Regions from separate parts of the Mus musculus genome. Here all the other regions are linked to region 4. The links are chromatin loops, found by intact Hi-C in ENCODE. Cell type or tissue: left cerebral cortex. All regions are shown on one strand. Region 1 overlaps Trp53rka (transformation related protein 53 regulating kinase A). Region 2 holds the start of Cdh22 (cadherin 22). Region 3 holds the start of Slc35c2 (solute carrier family 35, member C2). Region 4 holds the start of Gm29831 (a long non-coding RNA gene).

Region 1 (8,000 bases), 120 kb before region 4:
AGAGCAGGCAGCCTTGAGCTGAGACACCCTGGAAGGACAAGGCAGGGACTCAGTTTGGGATGCAGTTTTTTGTCTGCCTTTTACTCTGGTCGGGTATTTGTTATATGTATGAAGACTGTGCTCGAGGCTAGTTCAGTGGATGTAAACTCCACTTTGAGAAAGCAGAACAGGCTCCGACTGGGATGCAGTGGACTGCTCCGTGGAGCTTGTTCCAAGTGTGGATTCCTACGTGGGTGTCTGGAGTTTGATATAAAGGATGTTTTTGAGGGGCTGGAGAGGTGGCCTGGATCTAGGAGTACTTGCTCTTCCAAAGGACTCCAGTGTGGTTTCCAGCACCCAGCTGAGGGACCCAGTGCTGCCTCCGCCTGCTCAGGAGCCTGCACCTATGTGCTCATGTCCTCCCCCACTCCCCCCCCCCTCCTGAACACACGGATAACAAAAGTAGCAAGAACACATTGTTAAAATATTCTTGAGAGTTGTTAAAAGATGAAAAAAAAAGTACTTCCATTTTTTCTTTTATAGGAAAGCAGGCTCACAGTTTTTCAACAGCAAAAACAAGGGGGCGGGGAGGTTAAGGGCACTGACTACCCTTCCAGAGGTCCTGAGTTCAATTCCCAGCAACCACACAGTGGCTCACAACTATCTGTAATGGGATCCGATGCTCTCTTCCGGCTTGCAGGGTTACATGCAGATAGAGCACTCATCTGCATAAATAAATCTTTTGAAAAAGAACAGTTTTCGGAGACCTGGAACACTGAGTTTTTGCTGCTCTGTAGCCATAGGTCGTGAAGCTCATGTGGGTAGAGAAGGGAGCTGGGTTGTCTCTCAGCAGAGATGGTGAGGGAGCGTGTGATGAGGTTGATAATCTGGGTGGACTGAGTCTGAAAACTGAGTTCTAACAGGACCAGGACTGTTCCATTCACCACAGCTGCTGCCACCTGAGTGGCCTGCTGTGACAGATGGCCAGGAGAGGGTGAAGATGTCCCTTCCCAGGTGGATGTCACTAGTACAGATTAATATTGCCTGCTTTGCTCAGTGTATGCCAGGTTCTGTGCCAGGAGTTTTCATAGCCAGCAATAAAGCAGTCCTTGGGATGTCTTCACTGTGAGTGGTGGGCTGTACAAGGAGCTGGCCTAGGTCTCACGGGGAGCAAGAGATGCCCTCTCAGGACTCCAGAGCCAGCGCTCTTTCCATGAGTTTCAGTGCTTTTGTGAAATGTTCAAAACTATCTCAAGCATGTCTCAGCCTCCCGGTACTGAGTTTGCATGTGTGAGCCACCATACCCTACTGACCCGACAAGAACTGAAGCATCCAATATGACTGACTTTATAAGACACCGATTTGTATAACATTTTCAATGACTTCTAAGGGCCAGGGGAGCCGGCGTTACCATCAACATAATGGAGAAGGCCTACCCTCAGTTTCCTCACGTACAGAAAGGACAGTTAGTTGCCTGAGGAGATGACTGTCTGATACACACATACATTAGATCCCTAGTGTTCACAGTGCTGGCCCTGACACTCAAGAGGAGCAGGGAACCGTGCTTTGCCTGTAGGACAGAATGCATGACCGTCTTGTGTCGAGGGAAGGTGTAAAGCAAACCCGAGGTTCTGGAGCCTAGGGAGGGATTCTAGGGCCGCATGGTCATGCGAAGTTGGTGAAAAGTCCTGGGGGACAAGGCCAGTTCCACAATGCAGAAAATGGGTGAGGAGGCTGGGGAAGGCCAGTTCATGCAGGGTCCCCTATCAAGATGGTTTCCTTTGTAAGCCTCCTAGGATTTTCAGCGGTAAAAGTTTTATCCTTTTGTGGGTGCGTTGGTTGCTGGCATACAAAGAGCTGTGGGGAAGAGAGGAAGCGAGACACTTGATATCCACGGGCTGCTACTACATCCACCCTTTGGTGACAGTGGCTGGGGAGGAAGCAGCAGTGGGCATGCAGTGAAGTCCCTGGTCTGGGTGGACTTGGTGAGGTGTGGCCTATTGGTAGCAGTAGCACTGAGGGCACATCTTTGCAGGTACGAGAGAGATGATGAGCCTAGTAACGCCCCCCAGCAGGAGTGTTACCCATCTGCACCCAGTCCTTGCCTGTGATGGGAAGGGAGCTTGCCAGGGATGGAGTCTCACAAAGGGCACAGGGGACCTTTGCAGCTCCAGGTCCTCAGTCTATGTGAGAGCAAGAAGTGTTTTGCTAGGATGAGACAATAGCTCTGGCAACTTGGTGCAAAGCCCAGTCCATTAGGGAAATATGTCCTAGGGCCACTGGAAATGGTGGCTGGGACTCATACCCCAGGTTTGACACTACCAGCCCAGTTGAGAATCACTAAGATCTTTGCACATATGAAAGCATGTTACAGGAGGTAGCAGGTGCAGAGAAATGGAGCAGGGCTTAAAGTCTGAGTCTGGATAGGGCTAGGGAAGTAAAACACAACACGGATACATGCCCAGCCCTGAGAGGACCCTGGCCACTCTCTCCTCTACTGTAACTACATTTGCAAGCAGTCCGTGGGGCCATGAGTAGTGAATGGTGTGTGCCTCAAAGGTATGCTGGTAAGTACAAGATGAGCAGGCCATGTCCACAGAACACTACTGTACAGGACAGGGAAGCCCTCCCCCCTTGTGAAGGTGGGGGTGGGGTGTGAGATGTGACATCAAAAGTAAGAGCTGATTCTGCTACTGAGCTTTACAAAAAGAGGCAGCTAAGAGCTGATGTGAGCCATGCTTTGCCAATTTGATTTTTAAGAGAATATATATACATATACACATGTATATTAGGGTTTTACTGCTGTAAAGAGACATCATGACCAAGGCAGCTCTCATAAGAACAACATTTAATTGGGGCTGGCTTACAGGTTCAGAGGTTCAGTCCATTATCATCAATGTGTGAACATGGCAGCATCCAGGCAGGCATGGTGCAGGAGGAGCTGAGAGTTCTACATCTTCATCTGAAGGCTGCTAGCAGAATACTGATTTCCAGGCAGCTAGGATGAGGGTCTTAAAGCCCACTCCCATAGTGACACACCTACTCCAGCAAGGCCACACCTTCTAAAAGTACTACTCTATGGGCCGAGCATATACAAGCCATCACATACATACATACATACGTGTGTGTGTGTGTGTGTGTGTGTGTGTGTGTGTGTGTGTGTGTGTGTGTGTGTGTGTGTGTGTTTTAGCAGACTTGGAACTTGTTATTAAGGAGATCAGGCTGTCCTCAAACACAGATTAACCTGCCTCTGTCTCCCATGTGCTGGTCTGAGTTCAAGGCATGCATCACCATGCCTGGCTCCCAATTTTATTTTTAAAGGTTAAATTATCTGTCCTAGCTAGTGAGGGTTTCAGCACTTGATTGACCCTGCACTCAGGCCAGCACCTCACTGCCTTCCCAGTCACAGTGTTGCTGTCCCCCCAGCCCTGATGGAGCAGCCCCTCACCAGCAGCTAAAGTCTGATTCAAGGCATCTGACACCAAGGCAGTGTCTGCCTTGTGCCACCAGAGGTCGCCTGTCACCGTCACTCTGGGACAGGTAGAGGTGGAGAAAAGCTTTCCTGTCCCTCTCTCCCCTCCTCCCTCCCTCCCTCATTTCCTTCTCTCCTGCCCAGCTTGCCATTCTCTCCCCTTCTTGAGCCTGCTCCTCAGCTCACAGCGAGTGGACGCCACTTCTGGCTTCCACCCTGGCAGACACTTCAGTGACCACTCAGTACCACACGTGAGGCAGATTGCTCTTTCTGCCCCAACCTCTCACCCATCCTCTTCGCTTGGCCCTCCCGTAGGTGTTGGGTGAGCACTTTGGCTGGACCACGGGGCATTCCCAGCAATGGGGAAATCCCATTGTCTGTCCTGGGGCCCTGACTAGTGCTGAACACTAGGACTTCCTCCTGGGGCTTCCTGCTGCCTGGCTCTGCATTCCTCCAGACTCAGCAGGCAGAGGGACACACTTTGGAAAAAAAATTTTTTTAAATTTACATGTACCACTGCATGTAGAGCCTGTGGGAGTTGACACTCCTTCCACCATGTGCATCCTTGCTATTGAACTTGGGTTTTCAGACTTGGCAGCAGGCAGGTTAACCTGTCGGACCATCTTGCTGGACCCTTTTCAACGCCGTGCTACTCCAATGTGTGGAAGTTCGCTGGCTTTTTATCCATGTCTCTCTGCTTGTAGCTGCGGGCCTGGAGCCCCTCCTGTACCTCTGTCCTCATCTGGAAAGAGGGCAGGCTGGGTGCCCCCTGTGGTGCTGCTGTAAGCAGTCTTGGCTCAGGTCCCAGGAGGCAGACCCTGAGTCAAGCTGTACAGGAGGTAATGGGAGAGAGAGGCTTGCAGAGGCAAGAGATGAGCCAGGAGATGGGCCAGCAACCCTCAGCCAGCCCCAAAGCTATGCAGCCAGATGGCTGTCAGAAATGTCCCATGATGGGACAGGGTGGCCAGGCCTTTGGTATCCCACATCACAGAGTCTCCAGTGGGCCTCCCTGAGGTGGAGCAGGGGCATGGGCAAGGAGACCCATGCCCCCATGCTTGACAGCCAGAAGCTGCTGTCCCTCCCTGAAACTCCAGTCCTTCCTTGAAGGGGAGCTGAGTCACAGAGCACTACAGACACAGATGTCACCATTCAGGTGGGACATGGCCACAAGGCTAGGCACACCACAGTGAGCAAGCACTGTCATGAAGCCATTCAAGTGGTATTGTTTATGGAGACTGAAGACAGGCTGTGGCAGCCCACTGTAGACTGAGTAACGAGGCTAGTTCCTGCTTCCCTCGTTGCCAGAGAATCTGCATTTCTAACTGAGGAAAAGCAAGGGATGCCAAGAGGAAAGCTAGAAGTGCATGCTGGGAAGGCAGGAGACAGCTTTCGATATGTTCCAGATGACAGAGTTGAGTCAGCTTTCCTCTTGACAACCTACAGAGTCAACCCCATTGCTACTGCACAACACACCATGTGTCTAGGAATTCATTAGGAGAGGTTCAGGCTAGTTTTTTTTTAACTTTCTTTTTTATTTTCTTATATTCAGAATCTAGATTTTATTTATTTTATGTATATGAGTACACTGAGACGCCAGAAGAGGACATCGGATTCCATTACAGATGGCTGTGAGCCATCATGTGGTTGCTGGGAATTGAACTCAGGACCTCTGGAAGAGCAGTCGGTGCTCTTAACCACTGAGCCATCTCTCCAACCAGGCTAGTTCTTGATAGAGGAGTTCTATGTGAAGCACCAGGGCAAAGATGCCTTCTTTGGGAGATTTGTCCCTGATAGGAGAGTGGAATGAGAACTTTCTCCCTGTCCAAACCCCCAACACACACCCCTTAACAATTTCTACTTTTATTATTTATTTTGGAGGGTCAGGGTGTGAGACAAGGTGTTACCATGTAGCTCTGGCTGTCTTGGAACTCATTGTTAGCAGACACTGGCCTTGAACCCATAGAGATCTGCCTGCCTCTGCCTCCTCAATGCTGGAATCAAAAGTATGTGTCACCAAGCCTGGCAACAGTTCCTGCTTTTTAAACGTGGTGATGTCTGGCAGCTCAGCAGCCTTCTTGAGGCCACGAGGCCACAGCAAAGGTAAGGAGTCAAGAAGAGAGAGGAAAATGATGGTGTGCCGAGGCAGGTGGGGAAGGAACTTGTCCTCTGCCATTTGGCTTTATCCCAGCCCTGTTCCCTGTCTCACAGCACATGCAAGTAGGCCTCTGCTTACTACTCACTGAAAGGGCCACTGTGGCTACCTGAAGTCCAAAGAATATGAGCCCGAGAAGATAACTTACAGGCCTGAGGGGCCACCTTGTCTCCAGCACCTGCTGCCTTGCTTGGTCATGTAGGGATTTTGGGAAACATGGACTTGCCCACTTAGCTCAAGGTAGGGGCAGTGAAAGACCATTCCAGACCCATCTTGCGCTCAGATCGATCCCACTCAAGGCCTAGCCAATCTCCAGCTGCCTCTGTGCACTTGGAGAGTCCAGGTTTCCTTGGGCCTCAGTTTCCCCACCTGTAAGGTGAAGCATTTGGTGTGGGTCAGACATTGCTGCACCTTCTGGCTGGGCCCACACTGTCTTCAGCTGCCCATGTTGAACAGTTGGGTGGTTGCAGAAATCCAGGGAGCTGACTTCTATGGAAAGAGCATCTGGAGAGAGCCTCATGGGTCTGTTCTCCCCCCCCACACACACACACACACTTTTGAGGGGACTCTGTGCTCCCCTCACCCAGCTCCACCCCTCCTCACCATCCTTCACTCAGGCTGCTTCTGGGCCCAACATTCCTGCCATACGGACCTCACAGAATGTAAGACAGGGGGGAACCTCCCCTCTTCATCTGCACGTTACTCCCCCCAGAGCCTTTGCGAGTCCCAGAGAAGACAGTCTGCAAGCCTTCCTCATGTCTCCAGGCACCCTAACTTATCATGTCTCAAATCACATCCATACTTTTTCTTTGTCTCCACACTTACTCAGCATGGCAGTCCATGCTGTTGGCAGGGGCCATGTACTAGATAAGAATGGAGAAATTCAGTTGAGCGCACATAAGGAAGCAAACAGGCATGCGTTCCTTCCTCTCCGCCCTTGACTGTGGGTGTGATGTGACCAGCTGCCTCGAGCTCCTCCCACTGTGAATTCCCTAAAATAATAGACTAAAGCCTGGAATTGTAGCTATAGTGAGCCCTCTCCCCAAAGCTGCTGTTTTGCCAGCAAGAGAAGTGAAACAGGACAGGGCTCCTGTGGCTCTGTCTTCAGCCCAGAGCACAGACCAGCAGCAAAGTCCTGGCAGCTTAGGAAGGACAGTGACTTGGCTGCCCCTGAAAGGATGGGCAGGCTCTGGTTTCTGCACTTGGTGATGATCGGCCATAGACCATGCCTGCCCTTTCTATGTTACTCTGCTGCTGCCAAAACTGTGGGGAGTTGAACAGGACCTGGTGATGCTCACTGGAGAGGAGTATTAAGAATTAATATGAGCCTTCCACTGCCCAGAACACACATAAAGGTGTACACACACACACATGCAAATACACACATGCCCACTTAATACATATACACACATTATCACATATATGCAGTTATATATGCACATGAGTGCATATAAAAGCACAATCTCACACATATATACATATATACACGCAAATACACACACACATGAATACACAAATACATCACATACAGACACATACACTCCACATATCCTCAAACATATATACGTACACAAACACAGAGAGCCACACGCGTACACAGGCTCCACCTACCCACCAGCTTCCCTGCTAGAGGCAAAGCAGAAAACAATCCTGGCTTGGGATTCGGAACAAAAAACAATGAGAATGTTGGGGGTCTGATTGGATCAAAGGCCACTGTGTGTAGCCTCCCCCTCTGCCAGGAGCCGGAGTACAGCCCGCCCCATAGGAAGGAAAGCCCCAAGGATGAGTGGCTGGCCCTCTAGGCCACTAGGGGGGCCACTAATCCCAGCCCCCACCTGAGAGCTCTGCTGGGACCCATCTCAAAGCCAATATTGCTCTTGGAGGTTCCAAGCAGTGTCACACTGGGAGATGCTGACAGTGGCCCAGGAGAGGAGCGGGGAGGAGCCATCATCCTGGGAAGGAAGCAGAGGAGGCTGCCTATGCCCCTCCCTCCTTCCTGCTTGGTTTCTTTGCAGCAGTAAGCACTGTGGGGCCTGCTGCCCAGTCTCAGGTTTGTCTTTTTTTCTCTCTTTCCCCATCCCTCGCTCCCTGTTTGAGGCAGGTCTTGCTATGTAGCTCAGGCTAGCCTCAAACTTGTGATTCCCCTGCCTCAGTTCTCCAGGTGCTGTTCTATAACTCTGCCATTGACGTCCTATATGAAGTTCTTCAGCACTCTTGAGACACAAGTCCTTTAATGGCTACCGGAAATCACAGGCACGCCTCTCTCTGACCTTAAGAGTGTGGCGGCACAACAGACACCTGAAGTCACATTTAGTTTTTGCCCTATATGTCTTGGGGCCAGCCCAACCTGGCCCAAGAGGCCTCTTGAGACAGTGTGGCTGAGTATGAACAGTGTGG
Region 2 (8,000 bases), 130 kb after region 4:
TGCCCCAGCCTCCCTGTCTATAAATTTGTAGGTTGTCTGCTGTGTCAATCAAATGAAATAATCTACATAAAAATTAATAGGTAGTACAGGGCTTACTAGCTGCTGTTGTTACATTGGTGTCATCTGATCTGAGTCAATGCTGGGAAAGAGACCTCTATGACACCCCAAGATTTTCATGGGATCTCTTCCTGTTCTTGCCACCTACTGCTACAGTCAGAAGAGCCCTGGCTTACCCTCTTCCAGAGCAGAGAACCCAGGCAGGATGTACTAACTAATCCACTCTCACCACTTTGCCTGTGTATTCCTGATATTCCAAAATGTTTCCTCGTCTGTAAAATAGGACCGATCTGCATACAAGCAAAATCACAGCAGTTCTGACGATGGTGAATCTCAAGTGCTCCCAGAACCCAGGACGTGAGGCCGCCGAGAGGAGGTTTTTGGATAAGGGTAGGAGGCAACCTAAAGGGGAAGGTGAGATGTTGGGAGAGTAAAAGGTAAGGCTCTAATGGAGTTCTGGGGAGAAGAGACTTTGTGGCTTACCCCACTGTGTGCAGGCAAATGTGGAGGCTATCACAGCCCAGGCCCAAACAACCTATGGCCCTGTAATTAGGTCAGAGTCCTGAGGGGTCAGCACACAGCCAGGCCTGGGGCAGGGACAGAAAAGAAGGATCCACAGCTGCAAAAAGTGAGTCGGGGAGAGAGGGAGAAAGCAGAAAGTGTGGAGATGCATCTGGAAGGCCAGCCTCTGGTCTCTGAAAGCATGAAAGAGTAGAGGCTAAGAATAGAGAGGTTGGGGAGGAAAAAGACCAGGAGACTGCACAAAAGCAACGCTTGGGAGATCAATGAAGGGAATGAACCGAGAGAAGAAGGACTTAAGGGAGGGAACCGGCTGTCGAGGTGGAGAATAAATCTCAAAATAAATAAGAGTGATGGAGTTCAGCTGGAAGGACTAGAAATGCAACCACCCAGAGGAGACACCAGTCACTAGGGAGGAGTGGGAGAGTGGAAATTAGAGCTCCCGGTGGTGAGCAGGCCAGGGCGAGCTGGAGTATGGGTCCCTAGGGACCATCAGGAATCAGGGTCTCGGAGGGAGGGCGTTGTCACCTCTTTAACTCAGCGTCTGTTTTGCAGGCCAGGATGCTTGGTTAGGGGCAGATGGCAAAGACATACAGCTGCACGGTCACTTCAGTCACCTGGCTGGCACCCATGCAGCTAAGAAAAAGGAAACAGTCTAGGCAGAAAAGACATCGGGCATTGGGCTAGCTGAATTTGAGCAAGAACGGAAAATCTGGCTTTGCAAGCGTTTCTGGACAGTGGGGGGTGGGGGTGGATTTTATTAGCCTCATGCTAGAGGGCACGAAGTTTAGGCTGGACTGTCTTGTTTGCCTACTCTTTTATTCTGGCTGGAGGCACAGGACTTCCAGAGCTCGCTCCTAAAGAGGAATGACCAGCGTGGCTCTCTTCCCAGGACAACTGACCTTCCACCTGCCAGCAGACTCCCAGCCCCGGGGCAGGGGCTCTGTCCACCTCAATGTTCAGTGATTGTCTCTGAAGCCTCGGTCTGTGCAAAGGGCCTTTCTGGGCAGCCAGCCAGGGGTGGCCACTTGAGAAGCCCGCCTCTACCTTCGCTTGCACCCCCTTCTTTTGAAGCCGGGCTTTCATAGTGTGTGGGGGAAGGGGGGCTAGATGCAGCGAAGTCTGGCCAGGGGAGTGGTGGGGACAGGGTCTAGTCTGCCACGGGTGCCTCGGGGCAGCTGAACCGCCAGGCAAGGAGGGAGCCCGCTCCCCTCCTGGGGGCGCTCCCTTCGCGCGGATCTGGGCTGGGAGGAGGAGAAGGAGCACTCCCCCGGGGGCTTTCCCGCTGCCGGCGACGGGGGAGACGGAGCCTCCGGGCCCCGCAGGCGAGGGAGGGGTGCGGTCGGGGCGGGGGCCGGGCTCCCCGGCTGGCTGCGGGGTCCGGCCCGGCGGCCGCCTGCGGCTCGGCGCTGCTCGGCGCTCCTGCCCGGCGGGCGCTGCATTCTCCGAGTCTCCACCAGAGGCTGCGGGAGGAAGGAAGGGATCCGTCCCTTGCACACTTCCCCCCTAGTCAGACACGCACACTCCCTCGCTCTCTCGCTCCTCCACACACGCGCGCACTCGCCGCCGCGGCTCCCCCTCTCGCTCCCGCTCTCCCTCGGCTCCTCCGAGCGGACGCCAGAGCCGGACCTGGCTGTGATCCTGCCGCTTGCTGGCGTCCCAAGGCGCGGACCAGGGTGCAGTCCGGCCGCTCCCCAAGGTAAGAGCGCGCGGCACCCGCGGGAGGACAACCGATCGCCGCTGGGGAAGGCTGCGGGCCGGGAGGGTGCACGGGCCGGGGAGAGGCGGGCGCGGCGCGGCGCGGGCTCCGGGGCAACAGCTGAAGCGCGCCCATCCCGCGCCCCCTCCCCGGCGGGGAGACAGGGACTTTCCCACGTCCAAACTTTCCCCGGCGCGGAGCCCAGCCCGGCCACCTCCCGGCCCGGGAGTCGCGGTCCCTGTGTCCTGAGCTCCAGGATGCCCCCGAGGCCGGGGAGGAAGGGGGTGTCTGCGCCAGGGGTGTAGGGCCGGAGTGCGGGGAGGGGTGGGGAGATGGAGAATCCAGCCTCTGTACGGGCCGGGACCCCGGCATTCCCGCCGCCCACCCCGCGCCGCCCCGGCTCGGCTCGCAGCCCCTCCCGGAGGCCCGGCGATCGGCGCGGCGGGAGCGTGTGCGCCGCGCGGGTGCGTGTGCGGGTCGAGCCGCGGCGACACGCGCGGCTGCGGCCACCCCTGGGTGGGGTGAGCTGGACAGGCTATGAGGACCCTTGTGGCCCTGCCGACGTGACCCCCTGCTCCCTTCGGCCGTCGGATGGCCGGTGGAGATTGAGAGGTAGCTCTACCCTCTTCATCCGCACACGACTCCGGGGACTCTGTCCCCACCACGGAGAAGGACCGGGCTTCACAGGCTCACGTCCAAAGCACGCGCCACTCGGGACTGACCCTCCGGAGGCCGGGGTGCGGAACCGGGAGGCGTGGACCTTGCGACTGTGAGGGCGTACAGGCTGCGGGACCCTCGATAGACACTATCCCTAACCACGTCTCCCTTGGCTCGGGACCTGACTTCGCCACTTCCGCTGTGGCCTGGTCGGGTCCCTGCCCCAGCTTGGGTGCTGCTGGAGACGACCCTGTAGGGTGCAGCGGGCGGAGCGCAGAGAGAGGCTGGAGTCCCCCGAGGTCTCCCCAAGCCGCAGAGGCACCCCCTGCTGGCGGGCACAGCAGCGACGGCTGAAGCCTGCGGGGCCCGGCCGGTTGAAGGCTTGTCCGGCTCGCGCTGCTAGGAGCCCCCTGCTTTCTCTCCTACCCTTCCTAGTCGGCGGCGGCGTTGGTCGGAGGGTGTGCGTTCCATCTGATGAGCTCCCTGGGTCCCAGAACCAGCAGGAGTGCTCAACTTGGCCAGAGTCTTGATTGTTAGTATTGGCTACTGCCTCTGCTTCTTCTCCTTCTGTCCTGGAAGCCTATCCATTATGTCCTCTGTCCCTCAGAGTATCTCCCACGCTAGCCCACCAGTGCCCACCCTGACTCTTTTTGGGATGTGGGGGCTTGGCCCGTCTCATCCTCAGTGTTGCCACCTTCTTTCACCCTTCTTGCCTCAGTGTCTGTCAGGTCAGAAGGCATCTTCTTCCCCAAGCCAGCCTCTACTCTGCGGCAGCAGGATTCCCGGCTTTTTCCAGTGTTCCCTTAAACACTGCTTGGGATGAAGTGGGGGTGTCTCTGTGATCTTCCTTCACTACAAGAGTACCTGTGCTCCCCAGCAGGTGCTTTACCAAGCTAGGTCTCTCAGCCTAGGACATCTGCCTCTGGGGCACCCTGTCTGATTCTATCTACCTGGGCTGTCCTCCTTCCCATCCTGAAGTATTTATTGGAGGGTGGGTTCTGGGGTCACAGGGCAAACACTATCAAAAGGCAGAATGGGAACCCAGACACCCTGATATCCGGGCCTCACCAATTGTATGCTGGGTGAGTGTGAGGGAAAATGGATCCATTTCTTGTCCTCAGACTGCAGGCAAAGCAGGAAGGCGTTTGCTTCCATGCAGCATGAGGTATTTAAGGTAGATCCCCAGAGCTCTCAGGGGGAGAAAGCTGTTAAGTGAAAAACTGTGGTGACCCTGGGTACATGTGTATAGTGTGTGTGTGTGTGTGTGTGTGTGTGTGTGTGTGTGTGTGTGTGGCTTGGTTGCTTTTGCACAGAGGCTGGGCCTCAGCCTCTTTCCCCCTCTGGGGTTCTCTGTGTCCGTATCCTGTGGAGTTCTGAGACTCCCTGTGAGGCCTCGGGCTGGAGATGGAACAGGGATCTTCACCACAGCAAAGTTTGGAACAGTTTATTTACCACACCAATAAAGGAGTTGGCCAATTAAATTTCCTCTTTTATCTGAGTTTTTCTCTTGTTTTCTTCCATCAGGAAAATCCATTGGAAATACAGCCCGGGGGGGGGGGGGGAATGAGTTTCTGTTTATGTAACTGCACCCTTGCTGGGAAGCCTAGGAGAGGGTGGGGGGCTAGGCTGAGACCCAAGCTAGGGTTATACCAGCCCTCCCTCGGGAACCAAGACAGGCTGCATCAGTCGTTCTTGGCTGGGAGGAGACCAACACCTCAGTCCAGGCTCAGGAACTGAAGCCTTGTTTCCTGAATGTCCCCCACATACAAAGGAGGCTCTCCATCAGCTTTAGCTTCTCAGAGCACCCTTAAGATGGAATGTTGGATGGGATGCCTCTGCTTCTTGGCCGCTTGAGTTCTGTAACTGGGATCTCTAAAAATAAACAAAAACAAAAAACAAAAGCCTAAGGTCATGTTCCCACCCCACCCCACCCCTGCCTTACACAGGACAGGCTCTGATCTCAACATTGTCATCCAGACAATGGGCACTACTAGACTTCATCTCACAAGGAAAGGGTAAAAACTAACAGGAAAGTTACCTTGCACAACAGCCTGAGTCTATGTATGTGCGAGGCAGAGGTTTAGAACAGGGAGGCTGGAGGCATAGCTGTCGTGCCCTTGGGCTGGCTGTTGACTGTCTTGAGGGCATTCAGCACAGGAGGAGAAGAGGATCTAAAATCTATTTGGGCTCCACTCAACAAGTCGGAGCCCTAAAGGCACTGCATGAGCCCGGAGGAGGGCACACTCTCCTCTAATTTGCACAAAGGTGATGCTCCTGGGTTCTGGGCCCATGTTGCTGCTTGCCCTAAGAGGCTCCTGTTTTGTTAATGCTAAGGACACAAACAGTACCCACTCCTAAGCCAGACTCTCTTACAGGGGACCATGCCTCCCTACATCTGAGTATAGTCTGGGTCTGAGTATAGAAGGTTCCAGAGCCTGAAGGTGCTTCTTTACTACCATGCTTCCTCCCGGCCCCACCTTACCTGCAATCACGTGGAGGGGACGGACTCCTTATTTCCTCATGAGAACCCCCAGGCTTTGACTGTCTGCTTGCCACCAACCAGCTCTGTCGATGATGCAAGCGGGGCTTATGACTTGGGGCCTGTGTGACTTTGGACAAGTTACTTCACCTCTCTGAACCTCTGAACCTCAGTTGTTAGGTTGCTGAGTGGGGAAAAAAAGGAAAGAAGGAAAGAAAGAAAGAAAGAAAGAAAGAAAGAAAGAAAGAAAGAAAGAAAGATGCATAAGTTAGTTTCCTCTGCACCATGATGGGCACTTAGGTCGCTGGTTAACCACAAAATTGATTATGGTAATACTCTGTTAATAATCCTGAGCGCAATGGCTTTGCCACAATGGCTTGCCTACCTGGGGGCTAGAATCAGACTTTTTCTGATCTCAGGCTCCTCCTGAGCTTCCAGGGTTGTGGAAACTGGCTGGTTAAGTAGCAAGGGACAAAGGAAGGTTCTAGATTTCACAGATTCGTTTTTGTCCTAGTTTCTGCCTTCTCTCCCCCAACCCATCCCGTGATTCCCACTCTGACTCAGGCATCATGATGGAAACCTCCTCGCCAGCCTGCAGGCCTCCGGTCTTCCTCCTACCACAGTCCTTGCTGCAGTCACAGGCATCCTTCCTCAGCACAGGTGGGATCACGTCACTTGCTTGATTAAAACCCCTCCATGGCTCCCCATCGCCTACTGAATTAAGTCTAGATTCTGCACAGTGACATTCAAGGTCCTTGTAACCCCTCTGCATCCTCTTTTATCTTCTACGATGCCTCCAACCCAATGATCCTGCTCAAGGCCTGAACGGCTCTTCCTCTCAACACCCAGTCCAAAGCCCCATGACCCAACTTACGCAACAGTCTCTTCCCTAGGTCACACATGCACTTGTCTGTGCAGTTTTCCATCCGTTCATCATCTAGTTGGAAAAAAAACCCAACACACGAGCATGTGTTTGCTAGGCATGAGTTTGTGCTGAGCGGTGTGCTGAGGGTGGGAAACACAACTGTTAATCCCAGACAGCAGGAGGCCATCGGTCCAGCATGGCCCGCGGATAATTAAGCGGTTCTCAGCGCGGTGGTAAGAGCTGTGGGTGAGTGGCAGAAACTTTCAGAGTGAGGTATAAGCAGGGCCCTGTAGGATTGAATAATGGTCCTTTAAGGAGCAAGGGGGAGGCAGACTGGAGAGGAAGGGGGCTCCAGGCTCAGGGGTTTGGAAGTCCCCTGAGGGGGAAAGGGTGGGAAACTGCCAACCCAGTTGCTGAAGCAATTGCATGGAATGGGGATCCCAGGGAAGCCACCCCTGGGGCTTCGGAAGCAGGGCCTGTATGGCTGGAGAGCCACAGGAAGCAGGAAGGCGATATGGGATGGTGTCTCTGAGCAGTGGGGACCCTGAGGGTCTCAACAAGGGAAGCACCTGGTGACATTTGTCTGCAGAAGCTTCAGCCCAGCTGCAGGGAGAGTGGCTAAATTGGGAAGCCAGGTCCAGGGCTGCCATTGCTAGGCCTGCTACGACTGCTGCCTTTAGGGCCCAAGAGGGCCAGATGAATGCGGTGGACACGCGTGTGCCCATGTCTGGCGCATGAAGCTCTTGGGTCATGGTGACAGTAAATATGGGGCAAGGGTTACAGAAGCAGTGGGGACCGGCCGGGGACAGATGCTTGCGAGAGGCTGACGGGACCCAGGGTACAGTGATGAAAAGCCAGGTTCCTTGTGGGGGCTGGACACATGTCTGTGAGGTCCCAAGGCTGAGGGGGTTCACCCCACATCTAGTCTGAAGCATTAAGAGGTCTTGTAGGGCTCCTAATTCTCGGGTTCAGATGCTGCCCAGTGAGCCCTATGCCACCACCCAGTGGCCACCACTCTGCCTCGAACCCTAGGAGGAGATTTCCCTCTTTCTTGCTCTCCGCATGTCCTCAGTGTTTCTCAGCCAGAGCCACTTTTGGTCCCCAAAGGACATTGGGTGATGTCTAGAAATGAATCCGGGTCAGAGGCCATTTCTGGCACCCGGTGGGTGAAGGCTGTCACTGACAACAGTGCCAAGCCACCTACCACCGGCAGGATGTCCCCACCCCTGGCCACTCCAACCACGGAGAAGCCTGCAGTACATAGAGGGCCCACGCATGGAGGGAGACTCCACAGAGGCTGGTGTGGACATTTCCTTCTGTCTCCTGGGTGTGGAGCCTGGCATGTGGCACACCGCCAGCCTGCCTCTGCTGCATCAAGTGTGGGCTTAGGGAGGGGCTTAGAGCCACTCAGTGTGGGAGCCAGCACACCTATGGCTCCTGCACGGGGAGATAGCCACAGCTCCGAGGCCAAGGGCAGCCGCCCGGCCTAAAGTTCGCCAGCCCCTTGTCCTTGCCTTGTTCATTTCTGGCATTTGTTTTTCAATAGATCATGTATTATTATCATCATCATCATTATTGTATGTTTGTGTGTGTGTGCGTGTGTGTGTGTGGGGGGGCACACGTGCCATGGCATGCAGGTAGAGGGCAGAGGCAAACTTTGTGCAGTCAGCTCTCTCCTCCATCTTCTAGGTTCCGGGGATGGACTCAGGAGGTCAGGCTTGAGA
Region 3 (8,000 bases), 77 kb after region 4:
GTGTGTGTGTTCATTGAGTATGTGTGTTCATTGAGTGTGTATGTGTTCATTGAGTGTGTGTGTGTTCATTGAGTGTGTGTGTGTTCATTGAGTGTGTGTGTTTTCATTGAGTGTGTTTTCTGCTCCAGTCCTGGTTTCTGTTCTCTTGGTCTCCAGAACTGCATTGTAGATCACATTTCCTATTATTTTTTAAATTCCCACATGAATCCCCCAGACACTATCAGTTGATATGATGCTCATCTTCCTGCTTCCCTTGCTCTTGTCTCCCATGAGTTTTGCATATTTTGAATGGTACCCAACAGCACTGCTGTGAGTCCCACTGCAGCCCCCAGGGCCACTGTGTCACTTTTGCAACTTGCCCACAGTACTGCATCTGGATTGATGGACTCAGCGCTCTCCTGGGGAAGGATATGTCCAGCGAGCTAACCAAGAGCGACTTGGACACGCTGCTGAGCATGGAGATGAAGCTGCGGCTTCTGGACTTGGAGAACATTCAGATCCCCGAGGCGCCACCTCCGGTCCCCAAGGAGCCCAGCAGCTATGACTTCGTCTATCACTATGGCTGAGCGGGAAGGGACTGGGGCCCAGGAGAGACACTGGCAGCCCACGCCACTTGTACAAACTCTGTAGTGATTGTGGTAACTACTCCTCAGAGCCAGTGGGACCCAGAGCTTCTCTCTGTCCCATCCACCAGGAGTCATGAAGTCAGGGCATGCTGCCCTCCTCAGCACCACAGAGCCTGGGTCGGGCTTGGAGGGGTGAACTCATGAGGCTCCTGCCTCCCGCTCTGCGTCACATCTGCATCTGGTACTGGACCTACTGACAGCCATCCCCTTTCCTTTCAAGTCTCCTCTCTGGTTTGTTGGAGAGCCCATGTGGGCCAAAGCTGGTCCATGAAAGGCTGACCATGGGGGCAAGAGGCCTGGGGAGCTCGGTGAGAGCCTCGGAGTGACTGTCTTCAGGTGGCTCAGGCAAGAACAGGCCTTGAGCTCCTGCTTAATAGGTCTCTGAGGGCTCATCCCAGCCTCGTCCTGTGCCTCATGCTGCTGCCTCTGGGGTTTGGCCCTACCATGTCTAGTCTCTAGAGACACCCGTCTCTCTTGTCCTTGCAGGTATCAGGACAGGTAGTAATTTTGCCCCAAGCCCTCAGCCTCATCCTGGCCAGGCAGAGGCCTCCAGCCTGAGTCCTGCTCTCTTAGGCTTTAGGAATGAACACTGCAGGGAAAGGCAGGCTGAGGCCTCTGGCTCCCCCTACCCCTCCAGTCCTCTCTCTTCCTTGCTGAGGCACAATATTCCCATGCCCCCTCAGTTACAGGCCCCTCCGTTTGCTTCCCTCCTGCCTCAGACAGGGGTGTTGCCTTCCCTTTCTCCCCTTCCTGGCGCTGTGGTTTGTGCCATTAGCCATGATTTCACAGCGGCTGGGGCCACAGCTGTGCCACGGCCTTCATTGGTGCTGCAGCACTGGAAGCCCACGCGCACAGCCTCTTTCCTTGGACGCATGTTACCATGGTGGTATTCAGTACTGGTAGCCTGGCATGGTGGGTACTACCCAGTGAAGAGTGTACTATATATTTTCTTTACTATAGGCCATACTTATACAGACATGTATATATATTTATATAAGATCTTCCTATCTTAGGATAGAATGTTTAAGGGAAAATAAAATCAAGAACAAAACTGTAGTGCTCTCAGTCATGAGCTGTGAGTGTAACCAGAGAGCAGCCAGGAGCTTCCTGTCAGTGATGTGTTTTCAATAAATACTCTTTCATGTAGACTGCTTCCTATCCACACCTCTTCCTCTGCACTTATTCCCTGTCCCAAGGGTGAGGAGCGGCCTGACAGCCTTCATTTCAGTGTGCCTGGGAGCATGTGGAGAGCTCCCAGCCACTCTGAGAGCATCTCCCTCTCCCCTCATCTCTCCTGCTCTTGTCATGCGCAAACTACTCACACCTGCTGGCTAAGGATGCTCACAGCTTGTGCTACAGGACAGAGCGTTTTCTGCTCAGTCGTGCTGGGTACAACGTGGAAAGGCATACTGTACACCCCCAAGAACCCATCCTCCCTTTTTCCCCTGCCAGGGACACAGCCAGGGAACAGCTCGAGTACTTGTGCCTTTCAAAGAAGACATGTTCCGCACCCCGCATGTTGCCTGCAGTTAGTGCCCAGCTTGCCAGCTGGTGCTTTAAGCTGGTGCTCCCATCAGCAGCCTTGGTAGCTGGGAGGTTTGAATGAAGGCAGTGATGAAAATAGATACTTCCCCTTGCCTCAGTCAGAAGGGGGTGAGGACAGGCGCTTTCAGAAGGCATAGAAAGTGCATGCAACGCAGGCTTTGAGGGCTGAACGAAGCCAAGACCTTGGGCTGCGATGGGCACCATTGTAGGTCTCAGGAAGCATTGAATCAACGAATGCTTTCGTGATGCCAGCTGGCAACAGCCTACAGCAGCAGTGTGCACAAAGCACAGCTTACACGCTGGCCTTGAGCCTTCTGCTAGGAGCCAGGAGCCCAGCCAAGTCATGTGCAAGGATTCCTGTTTGCAGCCAGTCCTAGTAGAGCCCGGATGAGCAGACGCCGAGAACTGGGCCAGCTCGGGTCTGCAGCCCTAGCTTGCATGGCTTAGAGGTTATCTTGCCCACATACTCTGTACCTGAAATGAGTCAAATCCAGGTGTGCTAAATTGGTGTTCTGCGGCCACTGTAACCTGCTTCCCTGGGCTCCCGGTAAGACTAGATCCTTCTTACCCCCTTCCTTTTGGGTTCCATTTCCTCTGCGATGAACTTCACGTACTCAGCCTATTGAATAATTCTCACAAATTTATAGGCATACGCAATGTCACAAAGTGTCCATTATCACTTTGCCAGGACGTTTTACTAATAAAATTTAATGGTTGTCATGTCATTTCCCTGCTGCTTGAAGTCCCTGAAGAAATAAGCCCTGTACAGAGTTATTAGTAGCTGTGATTCGTTCCTGGTGCCCGTTTAAGGGAAAGGTACAGAGGGACCGTGTTGGGAAGCTTGCTGTAGCCGCCTTAGAGATGCTCTGGCTCCGCCCACCCCACCGACTTCCGGCGGAAGTCTCGCCTCCTGAGGCACAGTGCCCACCTCGAGCTTCCGGCAGGAGGCTCCCGGCGAGAGCCTGGGCGGAGGTAAGTGGGCGTGTGGGCGGTCCCCTGCCTTCTCGCCCGGCCTCAGTTTCCCCAGCTTTCCAGTGGCTCTGGGCCCGTTCGCCTGGCATTCGCCGAGCACGTACGAGGGGCCGGGTCTTGGGGATGGGGGGAACCAGGTGGATACTGCCGAGCAGGCGCGGCAGGGACACGTGAGCAAACACAGTCGTCACGCGGTGTTAAGTGCCACGCGCAATGGGGGTCCTGGGGAAGGGGACCAGAGCAGAGAGCATCAGGTTGCCTTGCCGAGGAGGACGCCGGCTGATGTTCCGGGCACACGGCTGTACGTGGCGTTGCAGCTGGCAGGCAGGATCCAGGGAGAACTTGCGGACCCAGCCCCGGGGTCTCCGGTCTGTTGGGACCGGCAGTCTTAGTTTCTTTCCCTGATGCAACTTAAGGAAGGAAGGAAGAAAGAAAGAAAGAAAGAGCTTATTTCCCCCATAGTTCTTGGTGCTGTCCGTCGTGAGGAAGTCAGGGCAGTAAGTGCTTGAAGCAGCTGGCCACGTCGTTTCCACAGTTCTGAAGTATAGAATCTTGAGAGCCATCAGTGCCTGCTAGTGCACTCTCCCTTCTTTATGGAGGCCAGGAGTTCCTGCCCACAGCTACCTGGGTCTCCTCACATCGGTTAACCTGATCAAGAGAATCAATCCCTTCCTGGTATGCTCCGAGGCCCGTCTCCCAGGTGACCCTAGCTTCTGTCAGGTTGACCACACTAACCATTCCACCAGTCTCTGGCTCCTTGTGGACTGCAGGCAAGTGCAGGCAGTAGGTGAACGGAAACTGTGGTGTAGTGTGTGGTGGTGGGAGAGGAAGTGAAGAGAAGTGGGTGGGTCAAGGAATAACTAGAGGTGGACTTGACAAGGCAGGAGATGAGGGATGCCGAGGGAGGCAGCAATGGCTTCACTGGTGCTGACTGCCTTCTGCCAAAGAAAACAGTTGTTCGGTTGGCCGTTTCTAAGTGACTTGAGAGTCAGATGAAGACCCGAGGAATATTAAGGTAGCTCCTTGCAGCACCTTGAGGTTGAGCTGTCGGCTGGAGTTACGGGGTTGGTCGTGGTGGGCTGGGAATGAAGGCGGCAAAGAGAGGCTGGGCTGCAGCCCTCAGGCATCTGTGCTTACTGAATGAGTCAGAAAGAAGGAAGACTCCAGAGACTGTGGCAAGTTGCACCCGCTAGGTCTCTGAGGAGGAAGCTGTCAGTTTCGTGAGCAGAGCCACAGAAACCCGGGCTCTGGCGAGGTGACAGGGAAAGAGTAACTGCCTGGGTGAACAGCCTGACAGACTGAGGTAAGGGAGTGGGGCCTGACATTTGGAAACTTTGCTGTAGGTGACAGAATGACTCCTGCCATTCGCCAGTGCCAAGTGCTGCTCCTCGTGCCAGTGATCCCTCTGCCCCCCAAACCACACGGCCAGAGAAACTGAGTCAGATAACTCAGAGTCTCAGTTGTAGGGGACGCAGACGGCTTTTCTCACAGATCTCTGCTGTGCTCTGAGGCACTAAGCTGGACACCCACGTTCCAGCTGAGGAGGTAGAGGGCAGCCAGGTGCTACAGTGTCGCCCCACCCTGCGCTGAGGGAGCCACTGTTTCTTGGGGAAAGGGACACTTACTAAATTCCTTGCTTGGGTAGATGTGATTAGAAGCCTGCTCTCCATTACCATGGAGGGAGGGTAAGGCCCTTAGGAATTTTACATCTGTATAGCCAGTGTGAGGCAAACCGCTGTTTAGTGGGGACACAGAGTGGCTATCTGCTTCCAAGGTCCTTTCTGGTTCTGTCTGTGTGGGGGGATAGGTGACTTTCTGCATGGTGCCCCATAGAGGTGGGGAGCTAGACAGGCTCTGAAGGAAAGGGGAGACTTGAGCAGTGGACAAATGGCAGTATGGTGACCAAGGAGGAAGTGCGCCGAAGTAGGCAGGTTAGTACGTTGAGAGAAAAGAGAACAGGATGCCCCATATAGCATGCCCCGTGACTGCCTGGGAAGGGGCGGGGCAGCGGTTCTCAGGGAGGACTGCACGGGCTGCTCTGGAGTGTCGGAGACTCAACCCAGACCCTCCACATGCTGTGCCAGCACTACAAAGGGATTTTTGGACACAGTCTGGGTTGTTACAACTTGGGTTTGGGGACATGATGCTTGTGGCATCTGGTGGGTAGAAACAGGGATTTGTTAACAGATTGCAGCCTATAAGATTGGCCTTGTCGGGCAATCTTAGAGTGGTGGCACACGCCTTTAATCCCAGCACCTGGGAGGCAGAAGCAGGCAGATCTCTGAGTTCAAGGCCAGCCTGGTCTACAGAGCAAGTTCCAGGACAGCCAGGGCTATACAGAGAAACCCTGTCTTGAAAGACAAAACAAAACAAACAAACAAACAAAAAAGACTGGCCTCTTCCAGAAAGATTCAGTAGTGCCAGGCTGCAGAGTCCTAGAGAATAAGAGAATGTGGGTCTGGAGGTTTGTTTGAAGAACGTTTGACCCTGGGTCCCCAACTGTTTAGCAATATCCACAGGAGCCTGAGATTAGTGGCCCAGGTGAACAGGTCTAGTCAGCAGCTAGATCTGCCTCTAGAGTTCATGGTGACCAGAGCCGGCTGCATGCTGGGCAGGTGTCAGTGTGCAGAAAGCAGGTCAAGGTCAAGGTACCAGGCTGCCTTAGGCAAGTGGGGCAGGGCCTCCCTGATGGTCCCACCGTGCCTTTAGTCACAGCCTGTTTATTAACCTGGACATCAGTGGTGTCCAAACAGTAATGGGAAAGGATTGCTGGTGAAATAAGCTGTTTCCCTCTTGTCTATTTCTGTGGTGCTGGAGTCACAGTGAGACCACTGGTGAGTTCCTCGTGCTGCAGAATGCACAAGAGTGAGCCCACCATGAGGGGAAGCACACAGCCCCCAGGCCCGCAGCTCCAGGGCCGTGAGCACTGTTGCAAAGCGGGTTTTCCAGACTGGGAACTCTTCCACTTGGGCAGCACATGTGGTATTCTTAACGGTTTCAGTGTATGGCAGAGCCCTGGAAAACAACGGTTGCTGAAACCAGTGGCCGGCCCTGTGCCTTTGTAACTTTCAGATTCCGAATGCAGAATCCTTCTTAGCCTTTATAGTCCCTGCTCACTAAACGCTGGGCGCCTCCTCCAGGTCACCACTCAGGGTTCTAAGGTCCTCTAAAGATAGCCACAGTCCAGGAGTCCTTTGGGCAAAGCCCACAGCCAGCCCAGTTTACCCTCAGGGAGGAGATGTGATAACAGGTTCCAGAGTGCAGAGTGGTCTGTCCAGCCTGATCGGGGAAGAGGCCAAGCTCAGGGTTCTGGAAGGTTCCCAGAGAGCTGGCATCTCAGCTTGGTGGGGAGGAAGCACCTGTAGTACCCCCGAAGAAGCAGATGTCTAACAGTGGGCCAGGGCCCACCCATGCAGAGCCAGGCTTGCCCTGGGCACTCAGTGGTGTTGCTGGGCTGACTGACAAGAGGTAGTCTGGTTTGGCAAGCACCCCCTCTCTGGGAGTAGCCGTTGGAGACCAGGGCAAGGTATGGCTGATCCACCTGAGGTCCTAAAGACCTGAAATCCCATACATGCTCTCTGTCAGAGAGTCATCAGACTAAACGGGAACATAGAGAAGGCCAGGTGTGCATGCAGCCCTCTTGGAGTGCAACCTTATAAGCATTACACTAGGGGACGGGGTGTGGCTCACAGGGATCATGGCCCCAAGCCTCAGGCCCTGGGTTCTGACCACAGCACTAAAAAGAAAAAAGGTCTATCTACTCAAATCACACCCCTTGAGATTGCTACCAAAAAAAGGCTCTGGAGGAAGAGAATTTGTACTGAAGTGGCCGCATTGACAGGGATGGAAAGGTGGGTTGGGTGTGGTGTTCCCTCCGTCCCTTCTGGGAACAAACTGGCAGAGACAGACTAGACCAGATTAGACCTTGGACCTCCAGGCAGGGCTTTGGCCTTGAAGGCCAGCTGGGAGCTGCTAAAGGTCTGGAGCAAGCTGACTGATGAGACCTCAGTCAGCTGTTGAAAGGTCCCATGTAGTGGGAACACGTGGAAGACAGTTTGAATGTACACTAGAGCCTCAAGTACCTACCTGGATGGGGGTGGGACTCATGATCTCTGCAGTCTCATGGCAACCAGAGCTGGTCTGTAGCCACACCACCAGACCCTGCCTCTCTTCTCTCCAGCAGTAGCGCTGGGGACCTGTGACCGCTGCATCCAGCTAACCATGGGACCGTTTGGCTCTGGCCACCAGCCCCTTAGGTGAGGACTCCATCAAGGGCCCACTGCCCATTCCCCATCATGGAGGCCGAGAGGATCCTTCCAGCCAGGGGAGCTGCCCTTTGAAAACCGTGGTCGAGTCCTGCTGGTTCTCCCTGCCAGCCACCTTCAAGAGAGGCTCCTGTTCCTGCTGGCCCACGGATGGGGAGGTGGGCCCTGGACGTCGCCTTTGTGTGGAAGGCAGCTCTGACCCTGGGCCTGGTCCTTCTATACTACTGCTTCTCCATAGGCATCACGTTCTACAACAAATGGCTGACAAAGGTAACCAGACCTTGCCAGTGCAGGGACCGGCACTAAGGTGGCTGTAGTTGGTACAGCTGTATTGGGTGATGGTGGCTTTTCCTGGACGCTGGTCCCGGGCGGGATAAACAGGTGGCTAGCAGGGGTGGCGGTGATGAAATTGGACAGGAAGTGAGTCCCTGGGCTGCCACTTCTCTGTGTGACCTCCACAGTGGGGACCAGCCACTTGTTCCAAGGGGTCATGCAGGGCACAGGATTGGCCCCTGCCACCATAGGGAGGAGATAGAGGGGAATGTGGCATCTCTCCACTCCTGCTGTCGTCTTTGGGCTTCACAGAGCTTCC
Region 4 (8,000 bases):
ACAGCTGGGTACAGAACTCCTGAAGTCTGCAAAGAGGCCTCCAAATTCATTTTGGGTGGTGTCACCATTGGTCTGGACATTCACTTGAGAGGGGGCGGGGTACCTTGAAGTCAGATTCAGAGTTCTCTGATCACAGATCCTGTGAGGGAAAAAAAGGACACACCAGAAGCAGGAATCTCCCCAGGGGAGGCCCTTCCTCCTCTCACTCCCCCCTCCCCTCCCTCCTCCCCTCCCTCCTCCCCTCCTTCCTCCCCTTCCGCCTCCCTCCCTCCTCCCCTCCTTCCTCCCCTTCCGCCTCCCTCCCTCCTCCCCTCCCGTCTAGGTTGCAGTGTACCACAGCTGCAGGACAGAGGCCCAAGAAACAGGCAGAGTCCACATTCAGTTTGTGAAGCCCTTGCAGAGCCTTCTTCCTGAACCATCACCCCATGAGACCCCTGCCCTTCAGCAGTGGCGTGCGCCACCTTCCAAAGGGAGGAAGTGAGTTAGGCCAGCCAAGGGAGGCAAGCAAAAGCAGCGCTTGGGCATAGAGTACCTTGGAAGATGGCCAGGAGGTGATATGAGGAGGAAGTGCAGGCAGAGGCGGTGGCCCCGCCCCCTGGAAGCTCCTCCCATAACCTGCTTCTCACACTGCTGGACCTCAGGGCTGTGCTGCCCAATCCCAGTTCAGGAGGTGTGCTGCTCTGCTTCAAAATTAGCAATCCTTAACTACTACATGGCTCACATTTCGAAACGCATCCCTCCATAAGAATGGCTCTGCTATTCCTCACCTGCATTTCCTCGGGGAGTAACAGTGGTATCTACATCATTGGATACAAGCACTAAATGAGGCCATGGCTGCCAGACCCCAGCGCTGAACAAGAGTAGTCAGTCCCCAGCATCGCAAGTAGACTGCGTGAGAATCAGTGAGACTCTCTGACTCCAAGGCCACTGTCCACATGTCTCAGTTAAGTCAAATCTCTTGAAACCAAACAAAACTCCTTTGGAGATACTGAAATGACAGATCTGACTTAAAGCACTGACCCCGTTGCCAGCAGCATAGATCCTTTGAGTTGGGATTTGAGAGATGGAATAGCACGCGCTGCTCTTGCTGAAGACCTGAGTTTGTTTCTGAGCGCCCGCATCAAGCAGCTCCAGTCACCCATAACTCCAGCTCCAGGGGACCTGATGTCTTCTGGGCTCCTGGGGCACTCCCACACATGTCCCCATATACACACATGCACAGAACAAGAAGGAAATTCTTTTTAAAAATTCGTAATTTGAGTTAGGGTGTTAAGGAGAGTTAAAGTCTATGTAGAAAGGTAAATGAACAGATATTTGCAACATCTTCATTATTTCACACAGACTAGGTTCAAGGACTCACACCTTTAACCTCAGCAACCTGGGATGAAGAGGTAGATGGAGCTCTGAGTTTGAAACCAGCCTGGTCTGTGTAGAGAGTTCTAGACCAGCCAGGGCAACACAGTGAGACCTAGTCTTAAAGCAAAACAAAACCTATAAATTGATTTACACCATTTATTACAGAAATACTCAAAACATACGAAAGTTGAAAATACTATAGTGAGAGACAGCTTTATTGTCTGTCGTCCCCCCCAACCCCAGCATGTATATAGTCATACATATGTACATGCATGTGTGCAGACATTCATACATGTATATGCACTTAAACACATATCCATATTCTTTCTCCTTCATCTTCCTTTATAAAATGTTTCTTTATTCATTTGTTTATTTTTGTACTGTTTGTTTGTTTGTTTGAAGCAGAGTTCTTCTGTGTAGCTCAGGCCGGGTTCCAATGTTACATCCTCCTGCCTCTGCCTCCTGAGTGCTGGAAACAGCTCTGAGTATACCGATACACTCAATTCTTAACAGTAAACCCCAGACATCAGGACACGCCAATGATCTGAGGCCTGACGTCATCCTGTGCTCTAACCATTTGCTTAGCCGGCTCTTTCCCAGCTTCACTCCGTGCTGTGCATGTTTGTTTGCTGTTAAATCCAAAGAGGCCCTGGTCACTGTGAAAGGCCAGCAAGAGGCCAGGGCTGGCTCCCTGGTAGAACGCTGCTTTCTCTGAGCTCCAGGTGTTGATTGTCCCCTCCCTGAGCCTTCATCTACCTGCCTTTCTGAAGAACTGGGTGACATCGTCTCCCACATGGTCATTTGTCAGCACATACAAGTGGATTTCTAGCAAGGCTCTGAGGACCTTGGTGGTTCTGTCCCTTCCCTCTCCCACTGCCTCTGCAACTCTCCCAGAACACAGGGACATGAACACAACTCGGGAGAATTGCCAGCTGGGTTCTTTGCATTTTTGGTACCTATGTTCCCTTTCAGTCAATCTGTAGCCATGGTCCCCTGTCAGTCATTCAGTAATATACTCACTTCCCTTGCATCATGATTTCACTGTCTGTTTCTCTTGCAGTGACGTCCCGTGGATGGTCACGGCTCTGGTGGGAATCCGCTTTATGCAAACCATCTGCACAATCTTCCCTTTCCACTCTAGCCTTCCCTTATAGAACACACATTCTAAGAGTTTGTAGCGTGCCGTCTAGCTACCGTAACAGTAGTAATCTTGAATTTGACATCCATTTTCTGGTAATCCTTGTATTCCTATTTAGGGCGCAGAATGACAAAGTTCTAATAGTTGATCAGTTGTGATACCATTATTTTTGACTTTATTTATTTATGTGGGGGGGGGGAGGAGCGTGTGCATACCACAGTGTTCCTGTGGACGATGGAGGAAAACGTGTGGAAGTTAGTTCTCTTCTCACCCTGTGGGTTATGGGGATCAAATTCAGGAGGTCAGGCTCGGGGACAAACTCCCTTTCCCACTGAGCCAGCTCACTGGCTCCATCTAGAGTATGATGTACAGTTTAGGGTTATGTGTCTTGTTCCAGTAGCCATTAACATCTCTCCCTGGAGTACCCCATATGATTCTGACAGCATTATTGAGCATACACTTATCACATCCTTTTCCTGAGAGCTACCGACAGTTAGATCATCTTTTCAGCTGAAATAATCCCAAGGCTGCACCTTAGCTGTTTGGTTATATGGCGCCCACCTCAAGCACAAGTTCTGAGAGCTAATTTTCACCTTTTCGTGTTCTAGCTTGCCCACATGCTAAGACTTTAAAATCTTGAGTTTTTGCTTCTTGGATGCCACTGGGAGCCGAGCCCCTCTTAGATGGCGAGGGAGTTTGAGGCGCCCTCTGCTGGCCGCTGGCTCTGGCGGCACAGCGCCGCCTGAGGAAGAGCAGGCGGTCTGCGTTCAGTGGTTGGTTTTATGGCCTCACCCGAGATGGCCACAGCCTGCATCAGCTGTCCTTCGGGGCATCGAGAGTTCTTGGGCTTGGTACCCACCATAGGTGGCTTTGTGTGAGACCGAAAGCATATTGCCTGCACACCCCTGGGGCACGACAGCGCTCGTGATCTTTCTGTCTGCCACCACTACCTGGCGATGAGTTTTGTTCTCTTTGGGATTCTGCTGAGTTTGGATGGAGGCAGAGAAACACACCGCATAGGGTTACTGCTCGTCTGTCCTCTGAACCTGGGTTGTCTGAAGTCCGGTGTACCGCTCAGTCCTATGACTAAGGGAATAGCGCACGGAGTCTGGGTCGAAGCCCTCTGACTACTGAGAAAGGCAGTCTGCAGTATCACGGGCACTGGGAGAGAACAAGTGGGTGGCACTGGTGACTTAGTGACTACATCCTCTTTCTCATTTGTCCTCTGGTGTCATATGTAACCAGGCCATCATGCCTGCCCACTTGGCTCCTGTCTGTCTTCACAGAGAGAAATCCCGCCCCCTTCCTGGGGACTCTCCAGGTCCCCCTGCACTTGATCTTCCCACCTTCCTCTCTGTCCTAGCCACTTGGGAATCCGACCCAAGCCACCCCTCCAGCCACAATGCCTCCACCCTTTCATGCTGTCTCCCCATTCTGAGCTTCCGTCTATGGCTGGCCACTAAGAGGGCCGTCCATCCGGCTTTCTGTTCTTTCGCTTTGGGGGGAGGGGCAGTGCACGTGCCACTGTGTGCAAATGCAGGTCAGAAGTCTCGGACTCCGTTCTCTCCTTCCAGCTTCTGGTTCTGGTTCTCAAGCTTGGAGACAAGTGTCTTGCCCACCGAGCCATCTCCCCGGCCCAACTTTATTTTCCTTCAATCTCTATTGTCCCCAGTATTGGTGAGTGAATCCAAGGCCTTATATACGGACTATACGCAGGCGCTCCGCCCCAGCCCTCTCAGCATGTATACAGCATGCTGCCTGCATGTATGCCTGCAGGCCAGAAGGGGGCACTAGATCCCATTATAGACAGTTATGAGCCACCATATTGGGTGCTGGGAATTGAACTTGGGACCTCTGGAAGATCACCCAGTGCTCTCTGAGCCATCTCTCCAGCCCCTCTCTTTGATGCTTACAGCCATTCCCATCTTCCCTGGCTTATCATCAGTTTCTCACTCACATTGCATTGGTTCTGCGGCCTGTGAGCCCCTTCCCCAGCTTGCTTTTCGGACCTTGATTCTCTCTTATTCTCATGTCACAGGTCTTTTCCGTCTTCTGTGCTGCAGCTACCCGGGTGGCTGTCTGCATTTGCTCTGCTACCTGGAGCTGAGGCTCCGCTCCTGATCTTTCCCATGGGATAGGGCCTGGCCTGAGGCCTTTCACGCGAGATGATGGGAGATGCCTTAGGATGTTGTCTTCAGACTGTATAGATTGAGACAGGGAGACAAACTCCAGGGGACCCCTCCTCTGACAGAGAGTGGGATTTACTATTCCCCCAGAATCACCCAGAAGAAAATCGTGCCGCATCAGGGCGCTCTGCACAGTGCCCAGCTCCTGACTGGCTCTGAAGGTCTCAGACTCCAGGGGACAGTACCCTGCGCATTCTAGGGAACGACCCTGAATATTAACCCTCAGGGCTGAGGATCTGCCCAGAAGTCTGGCAGTCTGTCTGCTGATCACAGCTCTGGTCAACCCCCAGCCTCTGCGCTTTCTAAGCTAAAAGGCCTTGCTGGGTTCTATAAGGAGATCTGAGGCGCTGCTCAGTCTGTGTCTGTGGGGTGGCAACAGGTGCCTGGGGTACCTGCCACCCACTCACTGTCTGCCAGAAACTAATAGAAATTTCTGACATGCCCACAGCCCGGCCCTGTGCTCCTCTGTGAGGACAACAAGCCTGGGACGCCCTTGCTTCTCTCTCAAGACGCAAGAGCAGAAGAGCGAGCTGTGTGACACAAACCCTAGAAAGCCACTCATTCTTGGGCTTGTCATTTCTGAGCACCACTGCAGACCCAAAGCCCTGCTTCCAGTCCCTTCTTGGGCCTCAGGGCCTATGAGTTTTCTGTACTGGTTACTACTGCCTCTGCTTCTCCAATCTTCCGGTTCTTTGTGGACAATTCCCTCCTTGCAGTTTTGGATACTGCTGAGATATGTAGGCATAATTTTTTTTGCAACTTACTTTTAGTAAGAGTTCAGTCTCTCCAATAGCCCACCACCCAGCAGAGGTCGTGGAAGAGAAAAATTGTTAAGATCTGGGGGAAGTGGACCTGTTCAGCTGTAGTTCTTTGGGGACGAACTTGATCTTCTTGGGTTCAGTCCTGTAGCAAATACCAAATACGACTCAGCCGCTGCAGACCAGCAGATACCAGGCATGAACCAGCAGCTACAGACCAGTCCTTTCTGCAGGAAGATACCAGGCACCAACCAGCAGCTGTAGGTCAATCCTGAAGAAACTGCCAGGCTTCCTAACCGGCCTAAGGCAAGGCTGCAGAAGCAGCAAGCTGCCGCAGGAGCCTCACAAGCAGTTCTCGGGTGAGTGTCTCTCAGTGGTGGTGTTAGCATAAGTTGAGCTCAACAGCACTATGTAAGGTCTTCACTAAAGACATGTACCAATACATGCGTGACTTTAGTGAAGAATAGCGAGACAGAACAAATCAAACCGATGCTCAGTGCTCGTCCCCCATTGTCCGTGGGGTCGTATTTATACTCCTTCATCAAGAGTGTCTGTGGGTGGGGTCATATTTATACTCACTCCTTCATCAAGGGTCCTCTCGCATGTCTGCTCTATCCAAACATCGTTTCACGTGTGTCTGCTTCAGGAAAACTGTCTTTCACGTGTCTGCTTTAGCAAAAGATCCTTTCACCTGTGTGCCCCAGCAAACCACCATTTGACATAACTAACTTTCCAAAGAACTAAAAGTTTCTACTTCGGAGATAGATCTGATTTCTAAAAGAGTGGGCTTGTCCCTATCTCTCTCTCTGGAGTCCAAAGCTTATCTTATGCCCATCTCTCCCTCCCTTCCTCCTTCCCTTCCCTTCCTCTCTCCCTCTCCCTCACCTTCCCTTCCCACCTCTTTCTGTCTTTCCCTACTTCCCTCCCTCCCTTCCCTCTTGATCTCTTCCCATTCCCTCTCTCCCCAGCACATTCTTTGGGCTTTACAATCTCATCTCAGGACAGTATGTGGCCCTAAGCCGCGTGCCCACTCACTACCTTCAAAGCTCCTCTCCTTCTCTTCTTTCCTGCTCAACTCCAGGCACACTCTGTCACAGTGACCTTATCCCAGCTGTTAGAGAAGTCTCTAACTTCTTACTGGATCCACTTCCTAACCTGATCACTTGGAGAGAGGTCAACTTGCTTTGTTGTAGGGCGTTTAGCTGTGTGTCTGGATGAATCCACTAGATGGCAGCACTACACTAGTGCTGCCCTCTCAGTGTAGCAAATGTGCAGCCCACAGATGTTGCCAGATGTCCCCAGGGAGGCAACCACTGCTGTGGCTGAGAACCAGTTTCTCTCTTCTTCCCTTCCTTCCTCCCTTCTTTCTTTCTTCCTTCCTTCCTTCCTTCCTTCCTTCCTTCCTTCCTTCCTTCCTTCCTTTCCTTCCTTCCTTCCTTCCTTCCTTCCTTCCTTCCTCTTTCTTTCTTTCTTTCTTTCTTTCTTTCTTTCGTTCTTTCTCTTTCTTCCTCTTTTCTTTCTCTCTCTTTCTCTCTTCCTTCCTTCCTTTCTTTTTAAATTAAATGTATATGGGTGTTTTGTCTCCATGCATGCCTGGTACCCAAGGAGGCCTGAAGAGAGCATTGGACCCCATAGAATGGAAATTAAAGGCGTGTGGGCCGCCATGTGGGTGCTGGCCTCAAACCCCTGTCATCCACAAGAGCAGCCAGTGCTCTTTAGCACTGAGGCATCTCTCTAACCTGAGAATCGGCTCCTTAAGTCAATCTATAGTTTGTTCCTAGAGTGTTGCTCTCAAAATATAAATCTAGTTGTGTTAGCTGAGTTGCCTGTGTGTCTCTGCAACCCATAGATGATCCCCAAGAAGGGAGATGTTTCATGAGATATGAACAGGCTAAACCAGAGGTGTGTTTGTAAAAAATACTGGAATTTCCATTACCTTTGGGAGTTTGTTTGTTTGTTTGTTTGTTTGTCTAAAACTAAACTTGTTGACCTCTAGTTTGGGGGATTACTTGAGGACTGTGTGCATACACTAAGATTGCCAAGGGATGTGCTGATGGGAGCCACCAGCCTACCCTTTCTTCCTCTGCCCCTCCCCCACACTTGAACTGTTCTGGCCTCTCCCAGGCCTCCAGTCTCCTCCTCTCTCACCACCCTCCCTGTAACTCCTCTAACACCAGCTCTGTTTTCAGCTACCCTCTAAGCCTTTACTCATGCTACAGCTGCAGTTGCCCAGAGCTTGCTGTGCACAGACAACGACTGGAGAGATGGCTCGGAGGGTGAATTGCCCACCGAGATGCATAAGGACCTGAGTACAGAACTCCAGCACCCATGTTTAAAAGCCAGGTATGGTGACACAGCCCCAAGAAACCACTAGGCAAGTGGCACAAACCTCAGCAACTCCAGTGTGCTCCCTACCAGGAGGCAGAGACAGGAGACCCTCCAGAAACCCACAGCCAGTTAGCCATGGTGCACAGACTGAAGAGACCCTGTCTCAAATAAGGTGGGGAGGTGAGGACAGACATCCTCTATCCTCACAGGTGGTCACCACACGCACATCTCAGC

Evidence for each region. A loop is a pair of places that touch in the nucleus more often than their neighbours do. Peaks named below come from ENCODE experiments on the same cell type or tissue, not always from the same donor. Only the 100,000 strongest peaks of a DNase experiment are listed, where the experiment ranks them.
Region 1: a loop joins it to region 4, with 6 times the contacts of the local background. A loop is called at or near these places in 16 of 42 quality-filtered maps.
Region 2: a loop joins it to region 4, with 2.3 times the contacts of the local background. A loop is called at or near these places in 4 of 42 quality-filtered maps.
Region 3: a loop joins it to region 4, with 2.6 times the contacts of the local background. A loop is called at or near these places in 5 of 42 quality-filtered maps.

The regions. Positions count from the first base shown.
Region 1 is chr2:165,482,844-165,490,843 of GRCm38, reverse strand. Trp53rka (transformation related protein 53 regulating kinase A) reads left to right here. Exons shown (of 2, transcript NM_001007581.1): 2 at 1-732. Among named protein-coding and RNA genes, the nearest start is that of Trp53rka, 6.5 kb to the left of the region's middle. In left cerebral cortex, a CTCF peak has its summit at 3,477 (motif pointing right); DNase peaks (open chromatin) are centred at 4,142, 4,808, 6,546, 7,450 and 1 more place; H3K27ac peaks cover 349 bases.
Region 2 is chr2:165,228,830-165,236,829 of GRCm38, reverse strand. Cdh22 (cadherin 22) reads left to right here and starts at 2,093. Exons shown (of 12, transcript NM_174988.3): 1 at 2,093-2,275. Gm36748 (a long non-coding RNA gene) reads right to left here. Exons shown (of 3, transcript XR_375215.3): 3 at 3,916-8,000. In left cerebral cortex, CTCF peaks have their summits at 1,809, 2,030 and 3,263 (motif pointing left); DNase peaks (open chromatin) are centred at 2,042, 3,199, 5,974, 7,541 and 1 more place; H3K4me3 peaks cover 2,482 bases; H3K27ac peaks cover 1,083 bases.
Region 3 is chr2:165,282,927-165,290,926 of GRCm38, reverse strand. It overlaps Slc35c2 (solute carrier family 35, member C2), which reads left to right and starts at 3,089. Exons shown (of 10, transcript NM_144893.2): 1 at 3,089-3,143; 2 at 7,324-7,678; 3 at 7,994-8,000. The coding sequence starts at 7,559. Elmo2 (engulfment and cell motility 2) reads left to right here. Exons shown (of 21, transcript NM_080287.2): 21 at 366-2,896. The coding sequence ends at 566. In left cerebral cortex, a CTCF peak has its summit at 3,126; DNase peaks (open chromatin) are centred at 2,164, 2,451, 3,085 and 4,333; H3K4me3 peaks cover 2,460 bases; H3K27ac peaks cover 4,329 bases.
Region 4 is chr2:165,359,746-165,367,745 of GRCm38, reverse strand. It overlaps Zfp663 (zinc finger protein 663), which reads left to right. Exons shown (of 6, transcript NM_001379474.1): 2 at 5,582-5,797; 3 at 7,658-7,781. The coding sequence starts at 7,767. Gm29831 (a long non-coding RNA gene) reads right to left here and starts at 575. Exons shown (of 3, transcript XR_001783548.2): 1 at 533-575; 2 at 1-139. In left cerebral cortex, CTCF peaks have their summits at 3,003, 3,213 (motif pointing left), 4,266 (motif pointing right) and 6,661 (motif pointing right); DNase peaks (open chromatin) are centred at 3,233 and 6,670.